Linked DNA regions of Homo sapiens: region 2 is linked to region 1. The links are chromatin loops, found by intact Hi-C in ENCODE. Cell type or tissue: endothelial cell of umbilical vein. All regions are shown on one strand. Links, peaks and the distances in the headings refer to the core of each region. The heading gives the core; the rest is flanking DNA.

Region 1 (3,186 bases), core at 232-2,731:
AAGTGGGGAAAGGAGTCTGACCAACCTTTCTTTGTGGGACCCCAGGAACTAAATGTGGAGATACTGAGGCTAAGTGATATTTAAGTTGCCTAAGAGTTGGGGGGATAGTGGAAGATCATTCTCACCACAGGGAATAGCATATATAAGAATATAGCTCTTATAGGATGAAAAAAAGGTGATAGTATAGAAAGAAGAAGGCAAAGACTATCCCAAAAGAGAAGGGTGGAGAGGCTGGCAAGAGCAAGGCTTTGTAAGCCCTTCAATGTCTTAGTAGGTCTTAGTAGATCCACTGACAGCTCAATAAACAAAATATGGTATATGCATATAATATTATTGAGCCTTAAAAAGAAATGAGAATGTGATATGTGCTATCACATGGATGAACCTTAGCATAAAAAACAGTTAGCATAAAAAACATTATGCTAAGTGAAATATGCCAGACTCACAGAGACACATATTGTATGATTCCACTTACATGAAGTTCTTAAGAGCTGCCAAATTCATAGAGACGGAAAGTAGAATAGTAGTTACCAGGGGCTGGGGGAAGAGGTAAGTGGGGAGTTGTTTAATAGGTACAGAGCTTTGCAGGATGAAGAGCATTCTAGAGATTGCTTATACAGCAATGTGAATATACTTAATGTCACTGAACTGTACACTTAAAAAATGACTAAAATACAAGCCTGGACAAGTCAGTGAGACCCCATCCCTACAACACACAATAAAATTAGCCAGGTGTCATGGTATGCGCCTGTAGTCTCGGCTACTTGGGAGGCTGAGGCGAAAGGATCACTTGAGCCCAGGAGTCTGAGGCTGCAATGAGCCATGATTATGCCACTGTACTTTAGCCTGGATGAGACAGCATGACCCCATCTTTTTTTTTTTTTTTTTTTTTTTGGAGATGGAGTCTTGCTCTGTCACCCAGGCTGGAGTGCAGTGGTGTGATCTCGGCTCACTGCCACCTCCGCCTCCTGGGTTCAAGCGATTCTCCTGCCTCAGCCTCCTGAGTAGCTGGGATTACAGTCACAAGCCACCATGCCTGGATAATTTTTGTATTTTTAGTAGAGACGGGGTTTCGCCATGTTGGCCAGGCTGGTCACGAACTCCTGATCTTAAGTGATCTGCCTGCCTCGGCCTCCCAGAGTGCTGGGATTACAGGCGTCAGCCACCGCATCCGGCCTGACCCCATCTTAAAAAAAAAAAAAAAAAAAGACTAAAACAGTACATTTTAAAAATGCATATTTTACATTAAAATAAGAAGAAACTTGATCAGATTTGTAGTTTGTGTAGACAGCAATATACAAACCAGATCTAAATACATGGCAAGAGTCTGACCAGGAGCCTTTAGGCAGGTAGACAGGGAGCTCAGGACCCACCCTGTTGCAGTTTCTTGGCTGGGTGAGGAAGCCTTTTCCGCTAGGGTCAGAGAGCCTCTAGCACAAGGCAGGGGTTTTGGCTGAGCTGGCAGGGTCATACTTTGTTTGTACAAGCTCCACCAGGCAGATCTTCCAGTAACATCCTGGATGGGGGCCTTCCTGAAAAATTCCTTGAGCATGTTCCTATGAACAATAAGCAGAGGGCATGCCCCACTGCTAACTCACACAACAGAGAATCCCACTGACTGAAATGATACTTCCTATTGTTTCAATGAGAATGCAACACATGTACAAAGCTATACACCAGGTGCATATCAGAGGAAGCCAGGCTCAGCTCAGGTAATGACAGCAAAAAAGTTGTTAATGCAACAGACACTCAACTTCAGAAGGCTCTTTGGACACTTGAAGGGGGCTTTAAAATGTAGAAAGGACACGGTTTAGGGCCAAAAAGACCTAAGCTGAAATCCCAGCTCTGCCACTTGTTAGCTTCAGAATTTTGAGTATGCTATTCAGCCTCTCCAAACTCAGTTTTCTCCTACATAAAATGGGAGTAAGAATATTACAAAGAGGGTGGAAGGGAGGATTAAATGAAATAATGGGGGATAAGTACTTGGCGTGCTGTCAATATGTATGCATTGTAAGAGCTCAACAAAGGATAGCTGAGTAAATTATTCTTACTACAGAATCTCCAGGACTTCTCTCCTGGGGAGAATAGGATGCGAGTGGTGAGAGAGAAAATGGTCACAAAGGATTTAGCCACTTGGTGCTTAGGCAACTGAGCAGATAGTGAGCAGAGAGAAACAGAATGGGAACAGAGGAGAGCAGAAGGCAATGGGGAAAGCAGGGGACAGGAATTCTGCTCCAGCAGCTGTGGGGAGCAGGCTAAGGGAGAAGGAAGCTGCACTTTCAAGGAATGGCCTATCAAGATACATTCCTGACATTGCCACTGACAGAAACCTTGCCACCTCCTCCCTGGGCTTCCGGGACTCCCCCCTACAGGAGCATGGGCCTGAAATCAGCAGCACCACGTTCCTGCTTCACTGTTTGCCAGTGGGAGCTGCCCCATGCCTTGGGGCTGCCGGTCCTGACGGAAATGTTTTTGTTTGTGTAGCCCAGCCAGATTTCCTATGCTTCTAGGGACACCACCCTCGCCTCATCCCACTAGCCTGTTTTACGTACATTAATGTCTCATAAAGACATTAGATCTTCTGTAGGTGTCCCTTTAGCCCAAGGAAATCATACATTTTGGAAGGACTTCTAATACCAGTAGTAATTTTGGTTCTCTCTGGGGACACAACTGGGCACCTGCTTTCAAAGGACCATTCTGTGACTGATGCCTGGTTAAACCAGACATACCATTCTGAAATACAGCCCAGCCTGACCAAATGAGAAAGGAGGTTAAGGTCGGGGTCACAGCTCCACATTCCCAGCTGAGTGGTCTTAAGTCACTTGTCTTCTCTTTCCCTGTCGCCACAGAAGGATGGAAACCCAAGTTTTGGGGTGAGTAGACATAACTCTTGCCTCAGCTCCATCATACATGCGAAAAAGCACAAGTTTGGTGGTCAAAGCAAACCTGATTTCCAATTCCAGCTCTGACACTTACAAGTTGAGTACCTGTGGACTTTAATTTTTCCTCTCTGAACGCAAGGTTGTCAGGTGAAGCACTTAAGAGAACGGGCTCTGAAGTCAGACTGTTGGGGCTTGAGGTCCAGATCTATCAGTTTTTAGCTTTGTGGCCCTGGGCAAGTTATTTCACCTCTGCCTCAGTTTTTCCATCTGTCAAATGTGTATAATACCATTTACTTCACTGTTC
Region 2 (3,186 bases), core at 478-2,977, 510 kb before region 1:
TCATTGAAAATGAGAATATATTATGCACTTACAGGGAACTTGACTTTGCTTTTCAAGAACAGAAGTTCTAAAATACAGTAGGGCTGGGTGTGGTGGTTCATGCCTGTAATTCCAGCACTTTGGGAGGCTGAGGCAGACATAGTGAGGCCTCATCTCTACAAAAAATAGAAAAAATTAGCTGGGCACGGTGTTGTACCTCTAGTCCCAGCTACTTGGGAGGCTTAGTCAGGAGGATCTCTTGAGCCTGGGAGGTCAAGGCTGCAGTGAACCATGATTGCACTCCAACCTGGGCGACAGAGACCCTGTCTCAAAAAAAAAAAAAAAAAAAAAAATTAAAAAAAAGAGTAGACATGTAATGGTAATGGAGAAATCCTAGACTTTTTTTTTTGGAGATGGTGTCTCACTCTGTTGCCCAGGCTGGAGTACAGTGGCACAATCTCAGGTTACTGCAACCTCCGCCTCCTGGATTCAAACGATTCTCCTGCCTCAGCCTCCTGAGTAGCTGGGATTACAGGTGCCTGCCACCATGCCTGGCTAATTTTTGTATTTTTAGTAGAGATGGGGTTTCACCATGTTAGCCAGGCTGGTCTCGAACTCCTGACCTCAGGTGATCACCTGCCTCGGCCTCCCAAAGTGCTGGGATTACAGGCATGAGCCATCGCATCGGGCCGAGAATGTTAGATCTCTTAACTTTGGTGTCGTGGAAGCAGCATGGGCTTTAGAGTCAGGCAGATCTGGGTTCAAATCCTGTCTGGCAGTCTAGTGGTGTAGCTTCTTTCTGGTAAGAAACCTACCTTTCCTGATGCTCAGTTTCCTCATCTGTAAAATGGGAACAAAAATAACCTGTTTTGTGGAGTTGTTCTGTGACGGTGGTTCTCATGTGTGGTAGCTGGGGCAGCACCAGCAGCAGTGGCGGCCTCAGCATCACCTGGGAACTTGTCAGAAATGCAAATTCTCGGGCTTCACCCTAGACCTCCTGAATCAGGAATTCTGGGAATGACTAGGCAAACTATTTTCATGAGCCCTGTAGGTGATTCTGAAGCTTGTTCAAGTTTGAGAGTCACTGACCTATGGATTAAGGTGAGTGAGTGCACCTGTGACAGAACAAGTGCTCACTGCTCTTGGTTTCCTTATTAAAAGAGGGAGGGAGTTGAAATGGGGTAGCTCTCAGATTGCCTCTCTCCTGTTTTATTTTGTGATTCTCCCTTTTAGCCATGGAATTGGGGGAAGGAAAGAGGAACCATTTGTCTATCACAAACTGTCCCAGAGTCTTCCAGATTTCACGTTTGGAATGAAAGTCTCAGGAAGGCACGGACTTTGTTTTCTTCCTCATGTATGGCATAGAGCAGCGGTCCCCAACCCCTGGGCCACAGATCAGTATCGTTCTGTGGCCTGTTAGGAACCAGGCTGCACAGCAGGAAGTGAGCGGCGGGCCAGCAAGCTAAGCTTCATCTGTTTTTACAGCCGCTTCCCATTGCTTCCGTTACTGCCTGAGCCCCACCTCCTGTTAGATCAGCGGTGGCATTAGATTCTCATAGGAGTGCGAACCCTATTGTGAACTGCCCACGCGAGGGATGTAGGTTGTCCGCTGCTTATGAGAATCCAGCACCTGCCGATCTGTCACTGTTCCCCGTCACCCTCAGATGGGACCGTCTAGTTGTAGGAAAACAAGCTCAGGGCTCCCACTGATTCTACATTTTGGTGAGTTGTATAATTGTTATGTATTGCAATGTAATAATAATAGAAATAAAGTGTACGATAAATGCAATGCGCTTGAATCATCCTGAAACTCCCCCCACCCAACCCCAGTCTGTGGAAAAATTGTTTTCCAGGAAACCGTTCCCTGGTGCCAAAAAGGTTGGGGACCACTGGCATAGAGTAAGGGCTTGGTCTCTAGGCACAGCCTGATACTACCTTTGGAAGCAAGATGCTGAATCCCTCCATGCCTCAGTTTCCTCATCTGTGAAATGCTGATAGTAACATGAGTCAATTAATATAAAGTACCTGGAACACACAGAAGTGTTTTTATTGGTCTAGTGCCCACACTGTGCTTGGCACTTGGCAAAAGATGAATAAACATTTAAGAATGAACACATTGACTCATTGAATGGCACATCTTTTCAAAGTAGGAAGTAGTAACTGTTCAAAGGTGTAGAAACCAAGACTTAGCAGAGTTAAGTGACATTTCAACTTATACAGCTAGTGGGCAGGGCAGGATTAAAATCAGGTTTGTGAAGTTCCAACATTTGTACTATTTTCCTGATGTCATATTCTTGATGGAGAAAGCAAACTGATCAAGTGACAATAAAATAGAAACATTGAAAGACAGTGGAGAGAATAGAGGAAGGAAATAAAGAAGATAATTTATTTTTACTCATTTATTTATTTCATTATTTTTATTTATTTTTTTGAGTCAGAGCCTAGCTCTGTCGCCCAGGCAGGAGTGCAGTGGCGTGATCTCAACTCACTGCAACCTCTGCCTCCCGGGTTCAAGCGATTCTCCTGCCTCAGCCTCCTGAGTAGCTGGGACTACGGGTACGTGCCACCATACCAGGCTAATTTTTTTATTTTTAGTAGAGACAGGTTTTTACCATGTTGGCCAGGATGGTCTCGAACTCCCGACCTCAGGTGATCTGGCTGCCTCGGCCTCCCAAAGTGTTGGGATTGCAGGTGTGAGCCACCGCGACCGGCCAAGAAGAGAATTCAAAGAGCGAAAAGGAGTTGAGCTGATGGAGCCTTGGGTCTCTCAATTCTGCCTGTGTTTCAGGCCAGAATCTCCTCCTGTCTCAGCTGTGGCAGTGACCCACAATGTGCCCCTGTTGAGGGGCATCTCCTTCCTACCATGACTCAAGAGAGTCCTCCCTCCCAAAATCCATCTCTTAGGCTCCTTCCTCCACACACTGCCACCCGTGTCCCACTACAAGTGACAGCAATAGGGAGAATAGTTAATGTGGACTCTGGCTCTTTCAGTAACTAGTTAAGTGCCCTCAGATACATCTCTTCCTCTCCTGGGCCTCATTTCCCCATTTGTAAAGTGAGGAGTTGAACTAGATGATCTTTTTTTTTTTTTCCTCCCCCTCGGGACAGGGTCTTGCTCTGTTACCCAGGCTGGAGTGTAGTGGCGCAATCACAGCTCATTGTAATCTTGAACCGTTGGGCTCAAGGGATCCTCTTGCCTCCGTCTGC

Evidence for each region. Hi-C counts contacts between places; a loop is a spot of excess contacts. Peaks named below come from ENCODE experiments on the same cell type or tissue, not always from the same donor. Only the 100,000 strongest peaks of a DNase experiment are listed, where the experiment ranks them.
Region 2: it touches region 1 in a loop (8-fold over the local background); 1 of 110 quality-filtered maps calls a loop at or near these places.

Annotation. Positions count from the first base shown.
Region 1 is chr9:122,306,408-122,309,593 of GRCh38, reverse strand. All of the region lies in intron 5 of MRRF (mitochondrial ribosome recycling factor), which reads right to left. Among named protein-coding and RNA genes, the nearest start is that of MRRF, 43 kb to the right of the region's middle. In endothelial cell of umbilical vein, for the core only: no CTCF peak of the experiment used is centred there; DNase peaks (open chromatin) are centred at 1,493 and 2,453; H3K27ac peaks cover 1,746 bases.
Region 2 is chr9:122,814,634-122,817,819 of GRCh38, reverse strand. No RefSeq gene overlaps it. Among named protein-coding and RNA genes, the nearest start is that of PDCL, 12 kb to the left of the region's middle. In endothelial cell of umbilical vein, for the core only: no CTCF peak of the experiment used is centred there; DNase peaks (open chromatin) are centred at 1,469 and 2,009; H3K4me3 peaks cover 397 bases; H3K27ac peaks cover 2,153 bases.